Linked DNA regions of Homo sapiens: regions 2, 3, 4, 5 and 6 are each linked to region 1. Evidence: chromatin loops called from intact Hi-C (ENCODE). Cell type or tissue: mammary epithelial cell. All regions are shown on one strand.

The links. A loop is a pair of places that touch in the nucleus more often than their neighbours do. Peaks named below come from ENCODE experiments on the same cell type or tissue, not always from the same donor. Only the 100,000 strongest peaks of a DNase experiment are listed, where the experiment ranks them.
Region 2: it touches region 1 in a loop (8-fold over the local background); 16 of 110 quality-filtered maps call a loop at or near these places.
Region 3: it touches region 1 in a loop (18-fold over the local background); 24 of 110 quality-filtered maps call a loop at or near these places.
Region 4: a loop joins it to region 1, with 2.3 times the contacts of the local background. A loop is called at or near these places in 2 of 110 quality-filtered maps.
Region 5: a loop joins it to region 1, with 5 times the contacts of the local background. A loop is called at or near these places in 3 of 110 quality-filtered maps.
Region 6: a loop joins it to region 1, with 2.6 times the contacts of the local background. A loop is called at or near these places in 5 of 110 quality-filtered maps.

The regions. Positions count from the first base shown.
Region 1 is chr9:112,110,997-112,114,996 of GRCh38, reverse strand. SUSD1 (sushi domain containing 1) reads left to right here. Exons shown (of 17, transcript NM_022486.5): 7 at 2,129-2,226; 8 at 3,157-3,343. Among named protein-coding and RNA genes, the nearest start is that of SUSD1, 62 kb to the left of the region's middle. In mammary epithelial cell, a CTCF peak has its summit at 1,848; DNase peaks (open chromatin) are centred at 1,896 and 2,256; H3K27ac peaks cover 1,237 bases.
Region 2 is chr9:112,331,823-112,335,822 of GRCh38, reverse strand. It overlaps PTBP3 (polypyrimidine tract binding protein 3), which reads left to right and starts at 2,204. Exons shown (of 14, transcript NM_001163788.4): 1 at 2,204-2,353. RefSeq lists an enhancer at 1,160-2,130 and silencers at 1,880-2,199, 2,350-2,839. In mammary epithelial cell, a CTCF peak has its summit at 1,798 (motif pointing right); DNase peaks (open chromatin) are centred at 1,162, 2,012 and 2,762; H3K4me3 peaks cover 2,802 bases; H3K27ac peaks cover 2,860 bases.
Region 3 is chr9:112,359,963-112,363,962 of GRCh38, reverse strand. It overlaps a transcript of PTBP3 not described here and the pseudogene RPL32P22. Among named protein-coding and RNA genes, the nearest start is that of HSDL2, 18 kb to the left of the region's middle. In mammary epithelial cell, a CTCF peak has its summit at 2,243 (motif pointing right); a DNase peak (open chromatin) is centred at 3,432; H3K27ac peaks cover 1,123 bases.
Region 4 is chr9:112,201,689-112,205,688 of GRCh38, reverse strand. No RefSeq gene overlaps it. Among named protein-coding and RNA genes, the nearest start is that of SUSD1, 28 kb to the right of the region's middle. In mammary epithelial cell, no CTCF peak of the experiment used is centred here; a DNase peak (open chromatin) is centred at 1,928; H3K27ac peaks cover 297 bases.
Region 5 is chr9:112,663,661-112,667,660 of GRCh38, reverse strand. KIAA1958 reads right to left here. Exons shown (of 4, transcript NM_133465.4): 4 at 1-4,000. Among named protein-coding and RNA genes, the nearest start is that of INIP, 52 kb to the left of the region's middle. In mammary epithelial cell, a CTCF peak has its summit at 2,127 (motif pointing right); no DNase peak of the experiment used is centred here.
Region 6 is chr9:112,231,836-112,235,835 of GRCh38, reverse strand. PTBP3 (polypyrimidine tract binding protein 3) reads left to right here. Exons shown (of 14, transcript NM_001163788.4): 8 at 939-1,016; 9 at 3,598-3,737. Among named protein-coding and RNA genes, the nearest start is that of SUSD1, 59 kb to the right of the region's middle. In mammary epithelial cell, no CTCF peak of the experiment used is centred here; a DNase peak (open chromatin) is centred at 1,855.

The sequences.
Region 1 (4,000 bases):
GGCACCAGGAGTGGGAAACAAGGGCAGTAAAACAGGGAAAGAAGGAGAGTCAGCGTATGATGCCTGATTGTACTGGTCTCCACAGAGGGTGGGCATTACCACATCTGTGTGACAGTGTCCTTAGACGCTGAAGAAACTAAGTCTTTGTTGGACAGCCCTTCAGAGGAAAGAAAGGAGGAAGGATTTCTCTACCAGCTCCTGTCCCCACAGGATTTTAACTCCCCTGCACTTCCAGATGGCATGTGCTGGGGTGTGGGTGCTGCAGCAGGGAAGTCCCAGAATAGGAGGCAAGACCTGGTCATGTTGTCAAAACCCATCCAGGGATGGGACAAGGAGCAGGGGAAGCTGAGAGAGGCTGAGGAGTTCTTAAGAGGTGTCTGCTTCAATGGGAAAGCTTGAGCTGGGGCTGTGGAATATCCCTTTTTGGTGACATGAGGACAACTTTCTCTGGGAATAATTATATGATAGCTTCTGTCTGCAGGAATTTTGTTTGTTTGTTTTTGTTTTTGTTTTTGAGATGGAGTCTCACTCTGTCACCCAGGCTGGAGTGCAGTGGCAGGATCTTGGCTCACTGCCACCTCTGCCTCCCAGGTTCAAGTGATTCTCCTGCCTCAGCCTCCCAAGTAGCTGGGACTACAGGCATGCACCACCATGCCCAGCTAATTTTTGTATTTTTAGTAGAGACGGGGTTTTGCCATGTTAGCCAGGCTGGTCTTGAACTCCTGACTTCAGGTGACCAACCTGCCTTGGCCTCCCAAAGTGCTGTGATTACAGGCGTGAGCTATTGCACCAGGCCTGTTTGTTTTTGATAGTATTGTAAATGAAATTGTTTTCTTAATTTCATCTTTGGACTGCTCATTGCTAGTATATAGAAATACAATAGATTTTTGTACATTGACCTTGTATCCCGCAACCTCACTGACCTCCTTTCTCAGCTGTAATACTTGTTTTGGTGTGGATTCCTTAGAGTTTTATATATAGAAGTATATAAGATTGTATCATTTGCAAGTAGAGATAGTTTTACTTGTCTGTAGGAAGTTTATTTTATTTTATTTTATTACTTTTGAGATGGAGTTTTGCTCCGTCACCCAGGCTGGAGTGCAGTGGTGCAATCTCAGCTCACTGCAACCTCTGCCTCCCAGGTTCAAGTGATTCTCCTGCCTCAGCCTCCCAGGTAGTTGAGATTACAGGCATGTGCCACCGTGCACCGCTAAGTTTTGTATTTTTAGTAGAGATGGGGTTTCACTATGTTGGCCAGGCTGGTCTCAAACTTCTGAGCTCAGGTAATCCGCCAACCTTGGCCTCCCAAAGTGCTGAGATTACAGGTGTGAGCCACTGCACTCGGCTGGGAATTTGATTTCAAAGAAATAAAAAGCTAGATCCCCTTTCGTTCTTCCTGTCTGCACAACCACTTGCGGGTTGACTGGGAATGCTGAAAACTATGTTACCTCAGGGAACCAAGGCCTTCATATGGTTTCCCACATTGCTGAATTCATTAGCTGGAATATATGCAGAATATTTAAAAGAAGCAGAACAACCCAGAGGAATCAGTGGCATCCTGATAGACCAGGATTAAATAGCTTCAGTTACAGGAGTCCCAGAAGTACCTAGGAACCTTGTGGAGAATTTCTTTAGTTTGCCCCAACCTGTTTCTGAGGCATGGTCCTGTGTGGTGAGACATGTCATTTTCCCCCTGGGGATAGCAGTGACTTGAAGGAGTTTCCCATCATTCTGCTGGGAAGAGAAAGGTGGAAGTAGGTCTTACCTGTGCAGTTGCAGGGAAGGTCTCACTGAGGACCCAGCTCTGGGCCTCATTCCATTCTACCAGAGTGGAATGCCAGTGGCATCCAGTGGCCTGTCAGGTGAATCACAGGTTAGAATTCTGACCTATATCCAAGCTGGAATCTTTCCTTTCCCTCTAAGTCAGGTAATGGGCCACGCTCATTCATGATGAAGAGAAGTTGGGTGATTGGCTTGGGAGAGCTTGCATTGCCTGACTCAGTGTCTGCCTCTGAGGATGAATGGTGACCAGCAGAGATACCAGCTATGCAGAGAGACTGATCTCCTTTAGAATTTTGCTAAAGCCCATTGATGCATTTTGTGAGTTGACTGCCTTTTTCTCTTTTAGAAATTCTGACAAAGATTAATGATGTATCACTGTTTAATGATACCTGTGTGAGATGGCAAATAAACTCAAGAAGAATAAACCCCAAGATCTCATATGTGGTAAGTAAAGTGATCTACTTTTTCCTGCTAGGACAGACACGTCACCCATGGGAATATGAGTCAGAGGGACTTGCTTCCGTGAGAGCTTCTCAATCTAATTGCTGTTTTTTTTTCTTTTTTTCTTTTATTTTTTTTGTGAGACAGTCTCACTCTGTTGCCCAGGCTGGAGTGCAGTGGTGGGATCTTGGCTCACTGCAACCTCAGCCTCCCGGGTTCAAGCGATTCTCCTGCCTCAGCCTCCTGAGTAGCTGGGATTAGAGGTGTGCACTACCATGCTTGGCTAATTTTTTGTATTTTCAGTAGAGATGGGGTTTCACCACGTTGGCCAGGCTGGTCTTGAACTTCTGACCTCAGATAATCCACCTACCTCGGCCTCCCAGAGTGCTGGGATTATAGGCATGAGCCACCGCGCCTGGCCTCAATCTAATTGCTTTCTGATCCCATTGTCATTTAAAAAGAGTGGATGGAATTTTTGAAGATATCTGGATGATTTCGTTATTTTGCATTTTGTGTTTAACATATTTGTCATTCAGCAGGGTGCATGTGTGGGGGATGCATTTATATTTGGCATCCTCACGATTGCTTGTTTCCAAGCACTTGTATTTCACTCCCCCAGAGCAAGCCCGGGAGCGTCTGCTGACTTGGTGACAGAGTGCAGCCAATGGTCCTCAGGTTGCAATTGTCTCCATTTGATCATTTGTGTGCAGGAGAGCACTTCCTAGGGAGATTTCTCATTTATGTCTCCTCTAGGGGTTTAATATTCACTGGGCTGATCAGACTTTATCAGCAGACCAGGTTTACCTTACGAATGCTCCCTGGCTGAGCAGCACAGTATAAAATAGAATAGTAGGAGAATGGGCTCCAGCACCACAAATCCTGGATTGTTTTGACTGGAGTCAGAGTGGGTTCTCTTGTCTTTTCCTCTCAAAGATATCCATAAAAGGACAACGGTTGGACCCTATGGAATCAGTTCGTGAGGAGACAGTCAACTTGACCACAGACAGCAGGACCCCAGAAGTGTGCCTAGCCCTGTACCCAGGCACCAACTACACCGTGAACATCTCCACAGCACCTCCCAGGCGCTCGATGCCAGCCGTCATCGGTTTCCAGACAGCTGGTAGGTGGAGGTGAAGTCTCATTTCCTCCTAGAAAATGCTAAGCACAGAATGTGGGGAAGTATGCTGCAGAATCAGCTGGGCTGGAGAGCTCCTATTTGCTGTCTGAGATTTATACTCAGATGTAGTTGCTCCAGCCACAGAACTAGAGCAGGTCAAGAGATCCGTATCCTCTTGGTACCAGGCTGAATGGGCTCTGGGGTATTTTTTCTCAGCTGAGCCCTCCGGGAGAGGTGGAAAGTAATAAAAAGGCATTTAAAAGGAATGCCTTTTAAATGATGATCAGTCCACTCTCAAATATCCAAGGCAACAGAGGGTAGCCATGTGGCTTATCTTTGGTAGTAAACTCAAAAGTCATTTCTGGCCAGGTGTGGTGGCTCACGCCTATAATCCCAGCACTTTGGGAGGCTGAAGTGGGCAGATCACTTGAGGTCAGGAGTTCCAGACCAGCCTGGCCAACATGGCAAAACCTTATCTCTACTGAAAATAGAAAAACTTAGCTGGGTGTGGTGGCACACACCTGTAGTCCCAGCAACTCGGGAGGCTGAGGCACAAGAATCACTTGAACCCAGGGGGCAGAAGTTGCAGTGAGTGAACCGAGATTGCACCACTGCACTCCTGCCTGGGCAACAGGGCAAGACTCTGTCTCAAAAAAAACC
Region 2 (4,000 bases), 220 kb before region 1:
CTCCTGAGTAGCTGGGATTACAGGCGTGCACCACCAAGCCAGACTAATTTTCCTATTTTTAGTAGAGATGGGGGGTTTCACCATGTTGGCCAGGCTGGCTTCGAACTCCTGACCTTAAGTGATCTGCCCGCCTCGGCCTCCCAAAGTGCTGGGATTACAGGTGTGAGCCACCATGCCCAGCTATAATCCAGGATTTTTAGGTGAAAAAAAAAAAAAAAAAAAAGAAAAATGGTAAAGGTCGCTGGGTGCGGTGGCTCACACCTGTAATCCCAGCACTTTGGGAGGCTGAGGTGGGTGGATCACAAGGTCAGGAGTTCGAGACCAGCCTGACCAACATGGTGAAACCCTGTCTCTACTAAAAACACAAAAACTAGCCAGGCGTGGTGGCGGGCGCCTGTAATCGCAGCTACTCAGGAGGCTGAGGCAGGAGAATCACTTGAACTCGGGAGGCAGAGGTTGCAGTGAGCTCAGATTGTGCCACTGCACTCCAGCCTGGGAGACAGAGCAAGACTCCGTCTCAAAACAAAAAAACAAAAAAACAAAAAAACAAACAACAAAAAAAAGTAAGGTCCAGAAGGATGCACGCAGAATTGTTACAGTGGTAGTCATGGGCAGGGGGTGGTTTGGGAAGAAAAATATTAATGATAACTTTTCAATATTTTATAGTGCTTGAATTTTCCAAAATGAGCATTTATGCTGATATTACTTGTGTAGCTAAAAAAAGGGTTAAGGAAATTTCATCAACAGAATATATCCCAAATACAGTGATAGAAAGACTGCATCAGCTACTTATCTTGTTGATATTCTACATTTCCATCTGGCAATGTTTACAAATGCAACTTAATATTTAGATTTAATATACAAAACAAAATGTATTTGACATTTTGGAAGGGGACTGAGGTTAGATACAGGACTTTAAGAATTACCTCACCGAATTACTCTACCTATTTGAAAAGTTGTATGTCAAAAATATACATAAACGGACTGAAGAATCCATTCAACAGTGACGGCTGGAACCTGATTTTCTTGTGTATTCATGCAGTGCCCGGCACATAGTAGGTTAATACTGACTGAATGATGAATGAGTCCACAGTTTAGATCTTTTTAGCAGCACCTACTGATCTGAAAGCAGGAAATTAGCAAGGATAGATGTTTGAGGTTCTTGTTAGTTGCTTTTCAAATGACGAAGCCACGGGGAGGAGCCCCGCTCTTTTTTACTCAGTAGGTTAAGAATTTGGCTTAACAGTTTAGGGGGTTACATTTTGGTGATCTGTGAGTTGAAAAAGTACTCAATTTCTCACTAAAAAGGGAAAAAAGCAAGCGTGTTGTCACTCGTTATATTATATATATACTTTTTGCTCAGACCAGAGGGAAGGGCTCTGGTGCAAACGTTTCCTGGTTGTGAAACTGTGAGCAAATCACTCTCTTTGTATATGTATTTTCATCTGAAAAAAGGGAATAATGAGTAAACTTTTAAAAAATGCTGGGAATATAGCCATTCCATGTTTGTACAATGAATTTTTCATATAAATTCAATACTAGACGGTTAGGTCGAAATGCACTCAGATACTTAAATTGTATACAAATTCCAGTCCGGGCAGCCTCTTTCACCTCATTCATCGTCCCAGCCACACCTATGGGGCTGGTGTCGGTCCCAGCGGTCGACTCCAGCGCCGGGCTGCCAGAGGCTGGTCCCTGGACGTGTCATCTACAGCCTCGCGCACCCGGGGCAATTCCACCTCGTTTCTGGGGTCCTTGTGGGACATTCCTTCCTACTCTTGGGAGTCAGGTCCCCATAGCTTTTCCTGCCGGCAGAGGGAGGCATTCAAACCTGGCAGGCCCGGTCTGCGAAGCCGGAAGGCCCGCGGGGCCGCGGGAGGGCGGGCGGGGTGCGCGGCGGAGCGGGAAGCACAAGGCGCGCGCTCCCGCGAACGCAGGAGGGAGGCTGGGGGCGCGCGCGCGCGCCGGGCCGAGGGGCCGAGAGGCGGGGTCTTACAGCGACCGCGGGAAGAGGGCGCCCCAGAGCTGAGCCGGAGGCCGGCTGCCAGCGGGGCGAGGGTGGGCGCGAGCGCAGGGGCGGGCCCCGAGGGAGGGCGGGGACGGTGAGGGGGCGGGGTCGGGCTAGGCGGGGACGCGCTCGCGGGGTGGGGAAGGCGGGGGCGCGGCGGTGGCGGGAGCGTGCCCGGTCCCCGCCCCTGTTCCCACTCTCCTTCCACCTCGGACCGGCCGGGGCTCCGCAGAGCCAAAGCTCGCTTGTCCCCGGAACCGCCCTGCTGCCGCCGCCTGCTTCCTCTGCTCGCGGTTAGCCCGTCAGTCCCTGCTCTGTGCGCGCCTCCATCTGGGCCATGGATGGGTAAGTACTAGGCGGCGCGGCGGCCGCACCGGGTTGCCTTGGCGCCGCTTCCACCCGGCTCTCCGCGGGACGCGTAAGGGCTGGGGAGCAGTGCGCGGCGCCGGCGGCCGGAGGAGCGGCCCCGGCCAAGCCCGACGGCGGGGCTTCCGGGCGTCTCGGTGGGGATCCCGGAATCGCGGAGTTGCCGTCCGCCGCAGGCTCTCCTTTCCCCACGCGGCGCCCCGGACACGTCCGCTGCTTCCTAGCCTTACTCGACACACCCGGGAGCAGAGGAAAGCCCGGTCCGGCCGCGGTGCCGAGGTCCGCCCTCCGCGCCCCGAGTCCGGGGAGCCCAGCTCGGCCTCCCGACACTTCCTCTCAGAAAATGGTGCGCGGCGCTGGGGGAGGCGGAGGCGGCGCGCGGGGCGGGCGTCCTCCTGCCGGGGGAGTTGCTGTTTACCGGCGAGGTGGGGCGAGCGGCCGACGGCGGGTGCACGCGTCGGTACACGTCTGGGCGGCGACCTGGTCGCAAGCCATGGTCCCACGCGGGGTCCCAGGGCCGCCGCGGGACTTGGCCGAGGTCTCCCGACTTGTGCTGTGAGATACGTTAACGCTTTCTCGACACCAGGGGTCTGGACTTAGTGACCATGGACGCTTCCCCCTCACCTTTCTCTCTCCCCAAGAAACTTAATGAATTATCTGCCCGTGTATGTAAAATATGATGTACGAGCGATTTTCGGGGGCATTTCAAATGCTCAAAAATTTAATGGGGGTCCGTGACCAAAATAAAAAGATTTAGAGTCTATGTATATAAACTGTTCTCTGGGGACTCAGGGATATGGGGTGGGACTTGACATATTTTGGTAATTAAAGTAACAACTATGTTAGGATTTTGGTGAATTAATTGAAGGTTGTAGTATCTGTACCTACGGATTAAAAAAAAATCTCCAACTCGGTTTATTCCCATTATGTATTTGAGGTTTTTTTTAGCTTGTTACCTACTTTTGATGACAAGATTTCTGTGAGGTTGTGGAATATATGCAACTTGCTAGAACAGTAAAAGTCGTTCACATGTTGCCATACAGTTGATGATATGCTATTTGAAGATGAAATCTTCCAACAGCTTTTGACCTCATTAGATTTCATTTATTTTAGTTTCACAATATTAAGTGTATATGACATTTCGGATTGATTCATTTGAATGCAGATTGCACACTGCTACAGACATCAAAGTGGAGTTTTAGATTTTATTCATGATTGTGATGTTCTTTATTTTTATTTGATTGAAGCTTCAAAAAATTTCTTAAAATTATAACTTTTTTGGGTACACAGTAGGTGTATATATTTTGGGGGGGAATTGAAGCTGTTTTTATTGTTTGATTGAAGTTTCTTCGAGAACATTGTTGAAAACTTATTTCACATTACCTTATTCAGTTGCATTTTATATGTTGAAAAATTTTGTGGTCGTAAAGATTTGTGTCACTAATATTTTGGTTCAGGCAGGCTGTGAATTTAGCATTTCATTATGTGTAGTTAATTGTCTGGAAGGTTTGACTTAAATAATGGAAGCAGGCTATTTTTTTGTGTCGTAAAATGTATAGTTATAATAAAGAGGACTCTTGAATTTTGCGTCTTTGCTGTTAAACTGTAGGATAACTGTGAAGTGCA
Region 3 (4,000 bases), 250 kb before region 1:
GTAAAACTATTCTGTATGATACCATAATGTTACAGATATGTCATTATATATTTGTCAAAATTCACAGAAGGTACAACACAGAGTGAACCCTATGGATTTTGGTTGATAATGATATGTCAATGTTGGTTTATTGATTATATCAAATTTACCATACCAACTGGGGCTGTTAATGGTGGAGGAGGGAGTATGTGGAAACTCTCAGTACTTTTTGCTCAATTTTTCTGTGAATCTAGCACTCTTCTAAAAAATCAAGTCTAATAATTACAAAACAAAAGCAAAAACCATGTGGTATTGGCATAGGGATAGACATATAGATCAATTAATAGAATAAATAAACTGATACACTTATGCTCTATTGATTTTCAGCAAGCATACCAAGACTAATAGGTCAAGAATAGCCTTTGTGTGTGTGTGTGTGTGTGTGTGTGTGTGTGTGTGTGTGTGTGACAGTTTTGCTCTGTAGCCCAGGCTGAGGTGCATTGGTGTGTGGATCTTGGCTCACTGCAGCCTCAACCTCCTGGGCTCATGCAGTCGGCCCACTTCAGCCTCCCGAGTAACTGGGACTACAGGCTGGTATTTTTTGTAGAGACAGGTCTCACCATGTTGCCCAGGCTGGGCTTGAACTCCTGGGCTCTAGAGATCTGCCCTCCTCAGATTCCCAAAGTTCTGAGATCACAAGCGTGTGCTACCAAGCCCAGCCCCAGATATTCGTATTAACTAGATATTCTTATTCATAAAAGAATGAGTTTGGACCCACCCCCTGACTCCATCTCAAAAATTATATGAAAATTAATTTTTCACAGTTTTTATGGTTTTATTTCAACACAAAACATGCACATGAGCTGTCTATTCCCTTTCTTTGCTGTGCTGCCTGGCATTGCGACTGGTGACTCTGATGGCCAGCTGGGCTGCCCTTTCCATGATGGCTTTGCAGTTCCAGAGGACACATTGTGAGCTATCTCAGGACAGTAAGATTTTCTGCATGTCAGCAGCCCTTCCAAGTCCTTGACAATGCGTACCAGAAACTTCCAGAAGCCGCTGGGCAGCATGTGCTTTGTGTTTTCATTGCTTCTCTATAACCAATGTTGGGCATCAAGATCTGGCCCTTGAATCTTCTATGAACGCAGTTGTCTCTGGGTTTCCACCGGTTATGCTTAATTTTGACATATTGTTCTGACTGGTGGTGAATGAACTTCTTGCTCCTCTTTTTGATGATCTTGGGCTTCATGAGGGGTCTGATGGTGGCCATGATGGTGAGTAAGAGATGGCTCTAAAAATCAACCCCAAATGGATCAAAGACCTTAAATGTAGGAGCTAAAATTATAAAGCTCTTGAAAGAAAACATAAGGGTAAATCTTCATGACCTTGGATTTGACAATGGATTCTTAAATATGACACCAAAAGCACAAGCCACAGAAGGGAAAAAAAAGAAGATACATTGAACTTCATAAGAATTAAAATAATTAATTTGTGCATCCCAGGACACTATCAAGAAAGTGAAAAGACAACCTAGAGAATGAGAAAAAATACTTATAAATCATATACCTGATAAGGCTCCAGTGTCCAATATATACACAGAATTCTTACAACAGCTACAGAAAAATGAACAACCCAACTAAAAAATGGGCAACGATTTGAATAGATATTTTTTCTTTTCCTTTTGCTAGACAGGGTCTTACTTTGTTGCTCAGGTGCAACCATGGCTCACTGCAGCCTCAACCTCTCCCTCTCAGTTATCCTCCCCTCTCAGCCTCCTGAGTAGCTGAGACTACAGACTCATACTTTTTGTAGAGACAGGGTCATGCCATGTTGCTTAGGCTGGTCTCAAACTCCTGAACTCAAGCAATCCTCCTGCCTCAGCCTCCCAAAGTGCTGGGATTACAGGTGTGAGCCACAATGCCTGTCCCCAAATAGATAATTTTCTAAAGAAGATATACTAATGGCAACAAGCACATGAAAAGATGCTCAATAGCATTACTTAGGGAAATGCAAATCAAAACCACAATGAGATTCCACTGTACACCCACTAGGTTGACTATAATAAAAAAAAGGAAAGTAACAAGTGTCGGATGGGATGTGGAGAAATTAGAACCCTCATACGTTACTGGTGGAAGTATAAAATGGTTCAGTAGCTTTGAAAAACAGTTTGGCAGTCTCTCAGGTTAAACACACTTGCTAGTTCCCGAATGTCCACAGTCAAAAGAGCAATTCCACTTTTTGGTATGTATACCGAAGAGAAATAAAAACATGTTTAGAGTCACCACCAGGTGGCACTGTTATTTTAAAATTCAAAATTGTATAATGCCACAAAATGTTAATTTATTAACAATATTGTGATATAATAATTGACTTGGGTTAAGGCAAAAATAACAAAGTTTTCTATAGCTCTCAAAAAAGGAAAATAAGGTAGAAATTTAAATGTCTTAATGAAAATAATGCTTTGAATCATTAAAACAGGATATGATACTCCAATCCATTTTATATTATTAACGTTTTCAAAATTACCATAAAATGGACAAAGTTATCTTCCCTTGTTTTGTGGCTTCTAAAGTCTATGAAGTTTAGGCTGGGTGCCATGGCTTACACCTGTAATCCCAGCACTTTGGGAGGCCGAGATGGGCAGATCACCTGAGGTCAGGAGTTCAAGACCAGCCTGACCAACATGGTGAAACCCCGAATCTACTAAAAATACAAAAAAATTATCCAGGTATGGTGGTGGAGGCCTGTAATCCCAGCTACTTGGGAGGCTGAGGCAAGAGAATCATTTGAACCCAGGAGGCAGAGGTTTCAGTAAGCCAAGATCTCACCACTGCACTCCAGCCTGGGCAACAGAGTGAGACTCTGTCTCAAAAAAACAAAAAATAAATAAATAAATAAAGTCTATGAAGTTTAATTCTCCAATGTTAAAAAGTAATTTTCAAGTATATAGGAGATTGAAAATGCCTGATCAAATTGAAATATTAAAGGATATGACACTGACAACAACTTTAAGCTTAAGTTATCAAATAAGGACTCTCCTAACCCTGAGCTTGCATAATAATCCATTTTTTAAAGTGTGTAATTTAGTAACCTTCCAATTTCTTGACCACAACCCACAAAAGGAAATAAATTATTTATTCAGACCCAGTACAAAGTTTTTATTCTATTTTATTTGAATCTTGTCTGCCTTGTTAAAAAAAAAAAGTTGATTCTAACCTACTAAATAAGTTTGGTGACTCATTAATGGATCGTAACCTACTGTTAGTCGTATTATAACTTGCCATTGAAATTTTTCCATTTGAGTTTTAAGATGTTTTAGGCTTCTCCAGTGAAAAATAATGTTACAAATTGATGGTCAGAGGCCAACAACAATATAATGTGACTCAGAGCAGATGATTTCAATGGCTTTGAGAGAGTCCCACATCTCTTAAAAATTTCCATTTCCTTTACCCACAAGACAGCTCACCCTGTCTCAGAATCACCTGAGAAATCCTTGTGAGCCAGAAACTGTACCTCATGCCTGTAATCGTAACACTTTAGGAAGCCAAGGTGGGAGGATCACTTGAGCCCAGGAGTATGAGACCAGCCTGGGCAACAGTGACACCCTGATTCTACAAAAAAAAATTTAAAAATTAAGCCAGGTGTGGTGGTGCATGCTTGTAGTCCCAGGTCCTTAGAAGGCTGAGGTGGGAGCACTGCTTGAGCCCAGGAGTTTTAGGCTCCAGTGAGCTGTAAGTGCATCACTGCACTCCAGCCTGGGCAACAGAGCAAGACCCTGTCTTGGAAAAAAAAATTCCTTTGGGTTTTAGGGGTGGTAGTTGCTTCTGATAATGTACCAAGCCTTCTGCGTAGAACTCCGAGCTGTGCCTTTTCTTGCTCCATGAATTATTGCCAGTCATTATTTAATTAGTAACTGTTGGATATTAACCTGATTATTGCATTTTAATGTCTATATATTTCTGATTCATGATTCCAACAAGCTAGAGAAACTGAAAGTTCCTCTTTAATACTACCCTTCAGA
Region 4 (4,000 bases), 91 kb before region 1:
AATCCACAGATGTGGAACCCACACATGTGAAGGGCCAACTGTATATCAAAAGCCAAAAAATGTTCATCACCACATTGGTATCAATAATGGAAAATTGGAAATGACTTTAAATGTCCAGCAACTATTTCATCCAGCAATAAGAAACTGAATAATTACGTCTTTGTAATGGAAAGCTAAGAAGCCTAATAATATAAATCCCTTCATGACAAAAACCCTCAAAAAACTAGACATCAAAGGAACATACCTCAAAATAATAAGAGCCATCTATGACAAACCCACAGCCAACATCATACTGAACAGGCAAAAGCTGGAAGCATTCCCCTTAACTGAAACAAGACAAGGATGCCCACTCTTACCCCTCCTATTCAACATAGTACTAGCCAGAAGCAAAATCAGGGAAGAGAAAGAAAGAAAAGGCATCCAAATAGGAAAAGAAAAAGTTATCTCTCTTCACAGATAATGTGATTCCATACTTAGAAAACCCTAAAGATTCTGCCAAAAGGCTCCTAAGTCTGATAAATGACTTCAGTAAAGTTTCAGGGTACAAAATCAATGTATGAAAAATCAGTAGCATTTCTAAACACCAATAAGTTGAAGCTGAGAGCCAAATCAAGAATGCAATCTTATTTACAATACACACACACACACACACACACACACACACACACACACACACACACACAAATACCTAGGAATACATCTAGCCAAGGAGATGAAAGATCTCTAAAAGGAGAACTAAATAAAAAACACTTGGCCAGGCACAGTGCCTCATGCGTATAATCCTAGCACTTTGGGAGACCGAGGCAGGTGGATCGCTTGAGGCCAGGAGTTCGAGACCAGCCTGGCCAACATGGCGAAACCCTGTCTCTACTAAAAATACAAAAATTAGCGGGCCATGGTGGTGCACGCCTTAATCCCAGCTACTCAGGAGGCTGAGGCAGGAGAATCACTTGAACTCAGGAGGCGGAGCTTGCAGTGACCTGAGATTTCACCACTGCACTGTAGCCTGGGTGACAGAGCAAGACCCCATCTCAAAAAAAAATCAAAACAAAAACCACTGCTGAAAGAAAGCACAGACGACAGAAACAGGTGGAAAAACACTCTGTGCATGGATTGGAAGAATCAATATCATTAAAATATCCATACTACCCAAAGCAATGTACAGATTCAGTGCTATTCCTATCAAACTACCAATATCATTTTCCACGGAATTAGAAAAAACTATTCTAAAATTCATATGGAACCTAAAAAAGCCTGAATAGCCAGAGAACAAAGCTGAAGGCATCATTTTAGTCAACTTCAAACTATACCACAAGGCTACAGTAACCAAAAAGTATGGTACAAAAACAGACACATAGGCCAATGGCACAGAATAGAGAACCCAGAAATAAAGCCACACACCTACTACCAAAGGATCTTCAACAAAGTTGACAAAAATAAACAGGGGAAAGGGTTCCCTATTCAATAGATGGTGCTAGGATAACTGTTGATCCATATGCAGTAGAATGATACTGGATCCCTATATATTACCGTATACAAAAATTAACTCCAGATGGATTAAAAGCTTAAATGTAAGACCTAAAGCAAAGAAAATTCTAGAAGAAAACCTAGGAAACACCCTTTTGGATATCAAGCTGAAAAGCAATTGCAACAAAAACAAAAATTGACAAGTGGGAACCTAATTAAAAGAGCTTCTGCACAGCAAAAGAAACTATCAAGAGTGAACAGACAACTTACAGAATGAGGGAAAATATTTGCAAACTATCCATCTGACAAATATGTAATATCTAGTATCTATTAGGAAATTTAAAAATTCAACAAGCAAAAAACCCCATTAAAAAGTGGGTGAAGGGCATGAACAGACACTTCTTAAAAGACATAGAAGTATCCAACAAACACTTGAAAAAATGCTCAACATCACTAATCATCAGAGGAATGCAAATCAAAACCACAATGAGATTCCATCTCACACGAGTCAGAATGGCTATTAAAAAGTCAAAAAATAACAGACGCTGGTGAGGCTTCAGAGAAAAGGGAACACTTATACACTGTTGGTGGGAAGGTAAATTAGCCACTGTGGAGAGCAGTTTGGAGGTTTCTCAAAGAACTGAAAGTAGAACTACCATTTGACCCAGCAATCCCATTATTTGGTATATATCCAAAGGAAAATAAATTGTTCTACCAAAAAGACACAGGCACTCATGTTCATCACAGCACTATACACAATAGAAAAATCATGGAATCAACCTAGGTGTTCATTAACTGTGGATTGGATAAAGAAGATATGGAATATATACACCATGGAACACTACACATCCATAAAAATGAAATCATGTCCTCTGCGGTAAAATGGATGCAACTGGAAGCCATTATCCTAAGTGAATTAACACAGAAGAAAACTAAATACAGCATGTTCTCACTTATAAGTGGGAGCTAAATATTAGGTACTAATGGACATAAAGATGGGAACAGTAGACACTGGGAATTATGAGAAACAAAGAGGGAAGAATTGAAAAACTGTCTATTGGGTACCATGCTCACTACCTCAGTGACAGGTTCAATCGCACCCCAAACCTCAGCATCATGCAATATACCGTTATAACAAACCTTCATATGTATCATGTATCCCTGAATCTAAAATAAAAGTAGAAAAAAAAAAGATGGCGGGGTGCAGTGGTTCATGCCTGTAATCCCAGCACTATGGGAGGCCAGGGCGGGAGGATTGCTTGAGCCCAGGAGTTTGAGAACAGCCTGGAGAACATGGCAAAACCCCTTCTCTACAAAAAATACACGAAATTAGTCAGGCATGGTGGCACGCACCTGTAGTCCCAGCTACTTGGGAGGCTGAGGTAGGAGGATTGCTTGAGCCTGGGAGGTCGAGCGTGCAGTGAGCTGAGATTACACCACTGCACTCCAGCCTAGATAACAGAGTGAGACCCTGTCTAGAAAAAAAAAAAAAAGTTATAGAAAAATATTTCTTGAAATGGAGAAATATTTGCCATGTGTATTGCTACTTGAAAAAACATCATCAGTATATACATGGTTTTATATTTAAACTTTTTCTAGGTATGTGTATAAGTATAAAAAATAGACTAAAAAGATCATAGACATTATTGGTTACTGCCTGAATATTCCTCTCCCATCTCCAATCCCACACCCATATTATGTCCTCTCTTGCTGGCAGAATGCTTATCCTTGGCTCAGCCATATGCTCATAGAAGTTGACTCTATGCCTAACTCAGAAGGTAAATTTGATTAGTCTAATCCAAATGTTGTAGGTCAATTTCCCCTTAGTAGTGATTGGTTTAGATGTAGACACATGATATATGGGAGAATCTTCTGGTAAAGAAATGAACAGTCCTCTTTCTGTGAATACTGCATCTTGATATAATGTCTGGAACTGCAACAGCTGTCTTAAACCTTGAGGGTGGCAGAGAAGGGAGATGGAAAGACGGATCCTTGATGACTTTGGTGAACTACTGAATTAACCAATCCTGGAATGGCCCATCACTGACTCTTTGTAATATGATATAATAAAATGTTCCATTGTTTGAACCATTTTGGGTTGGGTTTTCCATTTATTTACAATTGGAAGCATCCTAAATGATTTGAAGATGTTTTTGAGAATGTTAACAACGGCTATCTCTGAATGGTGAGATGATGGATTTTTTTTTGTGCTTTCCTGCATTTTCCAATTTTTTCCATAACATAATTTTTTTTTTGAAACAGGGTCTCACTCTTTTGCCCAGGCTGGTGTATAGTGGCACAATCTCAGCCCACTGCAGTCTTAACCTCCCAGGCTCAAGTGATCCTCCCATCTCAGTCCCAGGAGGAGCTGGGACTATAGTCGCACACCTCCATGCCCAGCTAATTTTTGCATTTTTTTGTAGAGTCAGGGTCTCACTTTGTTGCCTAGGCTGGTCTCCAACTCCTGGGCTCAAGCAATCTGCCTGCTTGGACTCCCAAAGTGCTGGGATTGTAGGCTTGAGCCACTGTGCCC
Region 5 (4,000 bases), 550 kb before region 1:
ATTTGGTGCTATAGAGCAGAAGTCTGAAGCCAGATGCTCTTTGGTTTTCTTACAGGCAATTTGTTACTTTTTTTTCTGTTTTTTTGAGATGGAGTCTCACTCTGTTGCCCAGGCTGGAGTGCAGTGGTGCAATCTCGGCTCACTGAAACCTCCGCCTCCTGGGTTCAAGCGATTCTCCCGCCTCAGCCTCCCGAGTAGCTGGAATTACAGGCATGTGCTACCATGCCCGGCTAATATTTGTATTTTTAGTAGAGACGGGGTTCACCATGTTGGCCAGGCTGGTCTTGAACTCCTGACCTCAGATGATCTGCCTGCCTCGGCATCCCAAAGTGCTTGGATTATAGGCGTGAGCCACCGCGCCTGGCCCATTGACTTTTTTATATGCCTCATTTTATTTTTTTCTCTATACTCATCCTTAAACGTGGTCCTTTCTTCCCAGACCCTGTTCATGTGAATGTTTGTTGAATCCCTTTTTCAGTTAAATCCCAGGTCAATGGTAAGGTGATGAACATATTTCCAAGTCCAATTTCTAGTTTACTTTTCTATTGAAGCAGCATCCTTTTCCTTCCTATTGCCTGATTTTATGGGTCTCTGAACCCAACATCATACATAAAAAATCATAATATTTGCGTGTTCTGCTACTCAGGTATTTATTGTTTCTACCTTCACCTAAAGGGCTTTATTCTTGGGATGCCACCATAGGTCTAATAGTCCTTCTCTGCTTTCTGCTCCTGTTTTAGCTCTAAGATTTATGTGGGATTGAATGAAGAGGAAGTGGGTTGGGGAGAAAGAAGAGAGGGTGGATATGAACTTTTTCTCTTCCCGGTGTAATAAGCATCAGCTAGTATTTCTCTGGCTCAGGAGCTCTGACTCCGAGTAAGGTGACAGGCATGATTGGGGAAGAGGACAAGTACTAAATAGCTTTCATGTTTTTAATTTCACAGGGCCTGTTTCATGAAGTAAGCCAGGAATTGAGCTACTTGGAAACTTTTGCCCCAAGCTACCTCCATATGCCTCATAAATTACATCAATTCCTTCTAGATTCTAGAATTGAGATTTGGCCTTCTTCTGGGTTTTTCTGGGAAGGTACAAGAAGCTCACTAGGGTCTTCTGTGAGCCGGATGTCATTTTGCCAGATGCAGCTCTATTAATTTAAAAAAATCTAAATCTTCTCAGCTGTGATATGGAGGAGAGAGTTCTGGACTAACTCTCTAGTCCTGAATCTATTACTTATTGTTTGGCTGATCTTGGATGGGCCCTTTAATATCTCTGGCCTTAAATTTCCTTATTGATAAAATGGGGGAATTTGACTAGATGATCTCAGAGTTTCATATAACCTATTGCTTTGTAAGTCTCCAAAGAGAAAATAAATATGCCCCGATAAAGGAAAAAAGAACAGAAAACGAGTAAATAAGTATATTTTTCCACTTTGGGAGGCCGAGGCAGGTGGATCACTGAGGTCGGAGTTCGAGACCAGCCTGGCCAACATGATGAAACCCCATCTCCACTAAAAATACAAAAATTAGCCGAGCGTGGTGGCACACGCTTGTAATCCCAGCTACTTGGGAGACTGAGGCAGGAGGATGGCTTGAACCCAGGAGGCAGAGATTGCACCACTGCACTCCAGCCTGGGCAACAGAGTGAGACTCCTGAGTCTCAAAAAAAAAAAAAGGTATATTTTTCTATGACAGTGCTATAGCCTACAGATTATAAAAATCCTCTGACCAAAATTAAATGGCAAAAGTAAAAAACCTGAGCATGTAATTGTTGCGTAAGTTAGGAACTCCTTTACTTTTTAAGCAGTGAGTCCAATGTCAAAACAGGTGCAGCTTGTAAACTAACTTTCATTAGAATAAATTCACATGACCATCTGCCCTTTAAGGTAGATGACAGGTAATATAAATTACTTATTGGATAAAGACAGAAGGTTCCCAGTAGGCAGAAAATACTGGGGAACCGCCAGGCTTTCCAGGATCGATTAAGTTCCCAAGTGAGCAATCATTTAGTAAGAGAATACATGGAGGGGTGACACAGTATGGCTTGAGAGATGAAATATTTGCCAAACAAACCAAAACTGTGTTTAACTTTCTTAAAGTTAATGGACTTCCATGGCCTCCAGGAGGCAGTTTTGTCTCATGGACTGAGCACTAGATTTGGAGTCAGAAAACCTGCATTCTCCAACTTACAAACTTAAATTCTCCAACTTATCGGTGAGATTTTCAGAATTTTAACTCCTCTGAGCCTAGATTCTCAATAAGTAAAATGGAAATAATTAGACATACCTTGTAGAGCGGTTGTAAAGATTACATGAGAATATATGGCAGCTGTGAGAAAGCACGTAACACAGTCTTAGTCAAATCTGAGCCTTCTAGAAATTTTTATTTGAAAAAATCAGTAGATGTAACAATAACCACAGTTAAATGAAAGTTAATCAAATCAGTTCTATTGACCACCAAGTATCTAGGAGCCCATTCTCACCTCAATGGGGGGAGGGAGAGTTATCTAATTGCTATTAATAGTAATGGAACTAAAATATATCTACATATTATCCAGTGATTTTTTTGGTCTTATTATGTATTTCCTGAAATAATTAACTTCCATATAAGTTGTTTTAGCTAAATAATAAGCACTTTAATTGAGCGCAACAATCAGATTCTGGTCAACCACTGAACATGGAGAACTTCTGCAGATTTTCTGGACTGTAATGAACAAGGAATATTCAAAATCATAATAATAATGGGTAAACTTTGCCTGAAGCGTGGACAGCCTTCCTCAAAGAAGTCTTGGGAAATTCTGTTATGTCAGAATACACATATCAGACGGAGGAACTTCCAGAGATGTTCATTTAGTTATCATACCCCATGGCCTCCTCTTCTCTTAGAAAGGGAGGGCAGCGGTAGGTCACCACAAATCCCTCCCTCCTCCTGTTTTAATAAGGGTGATTCATTTATATGGGAAAATGCAACAAAGATTTTTACTGAGGAACACTGCCTACAAGATGGAATGTTTTTCTTTTAACACAGAGTATTAAAAATTCACTCCAAAAACAAAAGCATTCAAAAATATATACAAGTTTGAAACATTTAATACATACTTCTGTTCAGAGCTGTTACCAGCTTTTAACTATGTATGGGCCTTATCTGAGACTACATTGGAGATCATGTAGAGAAAATGAGGTAACTCTTCTTTGAGGTCTTCACTGTTTGCATTCATTGATGCTTAAAGGTAACGTCTACTAGCTCAAAAGTTTTTAGCAATCTACATCTCATAAAAGCAACAAAGTGATGGATGTTTGATAAGGATAATATTTAGCATTCGGTTACTTTATTTAAGTGGTAATGGTGTGGACTGTGTTAGCCTAAACTGAGAAAAATGATCAATATTCTGCTGCTTCGAGATAGCAAAATAATTTTAGAAGTTGTGGAACTTGAAAATTAAAGGAAAGTCTTATTCCTAAAGAAGGCATCCCAATATAGTGAGAAGCACTTAATTAGGAGACTAACTATCTTCAGGAATTAGGAATTTTGTGTCCTAGCTCTGCCACTTCCTAATTAATATGAACTTGAGGAATTGCAGAAGTGTAACACGGTTCACCGTGAAGACGATCCATCCCACTGATGGCACTTTATAGCTAAGCAAAGTGATATCGGCATTTGCCCAAGTGAGGAGTGAAGTAGCTCTGAGTCCAGTTATCTTTCAAGTACAGCAAGATGCTTCCGTTTCTACAAGAGTATTACTTTGTCCAGATTCTCCTAATGACTATGTCTATGAAAATGCTGAGTGTGGCATATAATGCTTGATGCTTTTAATAAGCTTGAATTAAAATAAAAATCAAAGTAACAAAATTTCACATTTCTTCAAACACCATTTATCAGCCAGGGCAAATTAATGTAGCATAAAATCCAAGGAAAGCTGGAAAATGCCACATGACCAAGGAGACCCTTCTGTCACAGCTTTGGTTAGGTACTTCCATAAAATTCCTTTTTGCAAACACACTAAA
Region 6 (4,000 bases), 120 kb before region 1:
ATTCCCTTTCCTTCTGTTGCTTAAGTGTACCTATACCCCCAGGCTGTATCTTTAGCCTTCTTCATTTCTTGTCTTGTGCTCTTTTTAAGTGGAGCTCTCATTTGTATGGCTTTCACATTTATTTCTACACAGGTAATTCACAAATTTATGTGTTTACTTACAATAATCTGAGTTTGTGCCCTTATTTCCACTTTTGGCCATTTCTTTTTGAATATCTCATCATCATCTTAAATTTGATGTTCCCCCAAACCAAATTAATCATTTGTCTGCTAAAACTGACTCTCCATTGGAACTCCCGTTTTTGTTGATGATATACAGTCAACAGGCTTCTTAAAGGAAAGAGAAGACCAGCATTTGTTTAGCATTTAGTACACACTAAGTACTGTGCTTCTTCAATTACATAATATCTGGCTCAGGTTTTACCTCCAGTGAAAACTTCTCTGACCAGTCACAGTGAATCCTCTGTGATCACTTCTTACTCCAATTGTAATATATTTGAATTTGTACCTTTCGACCCTCATCATGAATCTCCTATAATTCGTACTTTTAGTTTGTAAGCCTCTCAAAGGCAAGGATTTTAACTCATTTTTTTTTAAATCAGCATAGTTACCCCACAGATACAGATTTAATAACATTTAGTAAGTAACTGATTTTTCATTATGAAATATTGCTCTAAATAAGAGAAAGAATCTCAGGCTAGTCCAAAACTAAATCATAGCTAAACTGTACTCTTGGTCCTTGAACCCAATTGAAAAGGGTTAGCCTTTGGAAGTGGCAGAGGCTCTTTTTATACGTTAAAGATCACTTGTTGAACAGATCTTTACTCCGTAACAGAATCTCTTTGTTAGTAATATACTTTCATAGAGCCATTTTATATTGCTTTGATAACGATATTTATAGAAGGTAGTGTGTTTACTTTAGCTTCTCTTTCCCATTAGGTGCACCGGGTATAATTTCTTCACCATATGCAGGGGCTGCTGGATTTGCCCCAGCCATTGGATTTCCTCAAGCTACAGGTGATTCTTTTAAGTTGGATTTGAAATGACTTTTAATGAAGTTGTATATTTTCTAGGAACTTACCAAGATGAAGAATGTTATCATATTTGAAGAATTTACCATAAAGCATTATGCATATCAGCTGTAGAAGTGTAGTGATTTGTATGATATATAGCTTCCTTGTTATTTACAAATTATTCTCTCTGGTCCTATTTTTAATTCCAGTAATCAGTATGTGTTCTGCATCATTTATGTTTGCTTTTGGCACAAATAACTATAGGCTAACTACATTAAATAACCTTAGATTTGCCTTTCCAGTTGTTATATAAAATGTATAAGCTGCTCTGTCTTTACTGATAAACTTATCAATTATGTGTTGAACAGACCTGTCTTATCTTTGGGCCTTCAATGCCTTTGACAGTACTCAACAAATAATATGCAGTCATACTATACATTCACTATTCATCTTTGGAAAACCTTTTGTCATTAATGGGTTTTGAAGATTACGATAGAGGGGTATGCATGCTGTTTATTTCAGGGGATATATATTTTGTCTCTTTAGCTAATGGAGGTAATTAAGAGATAGGAGTTGATTAATACGTTGATAATGATTCCCATTATTTTCAAAACAGTAAACAAAATGAATTTGATTATAATTTAAGGAAAAGAGAAAATGTTACTTTATGGTTTTATCTCTGGTGTCTAAAGAAAACACTGAGGTTGGTGATTAGGGGAATGACAGAGTTTGGTAAGCCTACTCCACATATTTCCAACTTAAACTGATTCATGACTTTAACTACATTTTAAATTGCAACATAGCTGCTTTCTGGCAGTAATCTTTATATTCTAACCTTTGAATTCTGGGAATTTTAACTACTCTCTCTCTCTCTTTTTTTTGTTGTTGTTGTGAGACAGATAGCTCACTCTGTTGCCCAGGCTGGAATGCAGTGGTGCAATCTTGTCTTACTGCAACCTCCACTTCCTGGGTTCAAATGATTCTCATGCCTCAGCCTTCTGAGTAGCTGGGACTAGAAGTGCATGTCACCACGCCCAGCTAATTTTTGTATTTTTAGTAGAGGTGGGGTTTCGCCATGTTGGCTAGGCTGGTCTCAAACTCCTGGCCTCAAGCGATTAGCCTGCCTCAGCCTCCCAAAGTGCTGGGATTAAAGGGTGAGCCACTGCACCTGGCCAATAACTACTCTCTTTTTGATGGAGAGGATGGAGTTAACAGAAAGAGTGATATGAAGGTTGAGGTTTTAAATTTTACCATCTTGGTGGTTTTTAGTATATCTTAACATATGTTTAATTAAGTGAATATTCTACCTATTGTGTTAAAAACATAGTTTATTTATTTGAAGCTCCTCAAGGTTTAACAATTGGTGGACATTTTGATATGTTTTCCCTCATTTTGGATATTTCTTTTAGATATACTCTATATATAAATATTAATTAATATTAAGAAAGATGAAAAGTGAATAAAAGAGGGCTTCTGACTTGATAAGACTTTTAAGCTGATAGAAGATACACACACACACACACACACACACACACACACACACACACACACCCTACAGTGTAGCTCAACTGTGCTCTTAGCTCATGAATAACAGACATACAAACAGCAAAAGTTATGCAAAAGTCAGGGTTGGACTGGAGGGGCATGGGAATATGTCATGTGAAGGCTATTGATTTCGTGCAGTAGTATTCAGCCTGAGAATGTGGTCTGCACAGTTTTAAAATTCAGCAGTATGGATGATGGTAGTTATGACCTTCTTAGATTATCAAGCAGAATAGGCTGAATGTAAAATATATTATAATTTAATTACATGATTTGTGGTGAAGTGGTCAGACTGTTTATTTTAAAGAGTCATTAAATTAAGGAATTGGTTCATTTTGCATAAACTAGAGGTTTTACCTTAGACAGGTTTTAAGCTGAGAACACAAAATAGTGGGAAAGTGTGCTGTTTTAAGTATAGTGTCAGTATTCTGCTGTTACTGAGCTTTCAGGATTTCCATAGTACCTAGAGAAGTAGAGAGCTCAGAACATTTCTGCTACAAAAGAATATTGAATTCTGTAAATATCTATTTTGGTCAGAATAATATTTAATATAGCATTTTATACAGTCACAAAATGTTTTTCCCATATAAAATGTCATATAGCACTACCTAGCATGCATGTTTTTGACTTTCTGCTGAAGGACTTTAAAAAAATACATATCTGATTTTATGGTAGAAGTCAGTATGAAAAGCATATACACTTGATAGAAGGGTGTTAGGATATATCTATTGTAAGAAACAGAGGGAGTGTTTGTAGTTGATAGACCCTCTGAAAAGCCTAATAGCGTTAGGCCCAGTGAGTTCAGTTACTCTGCAGAGTACTGTGTGGATAATAGAGCACTAAGTATAGTAATGTCAATAGATGAGGAGCTCAGCTTGCAGACAGACTCTGTAGGGCAGAAAACTGGCCTTCAGTATCTTTATGGTAGCCTTGACACATTTTCTTTCTGTAGTTTTCCTTTCCTCTTTATTTACTTAAATTGTATCAAGTGTTACAGTTCTTCAAATAATTAGAATATGAAATGCTTTTGGTATTTTTAAAAGGTCTATCAGTTCCAGCTGTTCCTGGAGCTCTTGGTCCTCTCACAATCACCTCTTCTGCTGTCACTGGAAGGATGGCCATTCCTGGGGCTAGTGGTATACCAGGAAATTCTGTTCTACTCGTCACAAATCTCAATCCTGATGTGAGTTGAAAAGTATTATATGTAAATAGTCTTTCAGGAGAAGGTATAGTAGCACTTTTTTCTTTCTTTCTTTTCTTTTCTTCTCTTCTCTTCTCTTCTCTTCTCTTCTCTTCTCTTCTCTTCTCTTCTCTCTTCTCTTCTCTTCTCTTCTCTTCTCTTCTCTTCTCTTCTCTTCTCTTCTCTTCTTTTCTTTTCAGAAAGGATTTTACTCTGTTACTCAGGCTTCAGTGTGGTGCTGCATTCACTCACTGTGACCTCTGCTT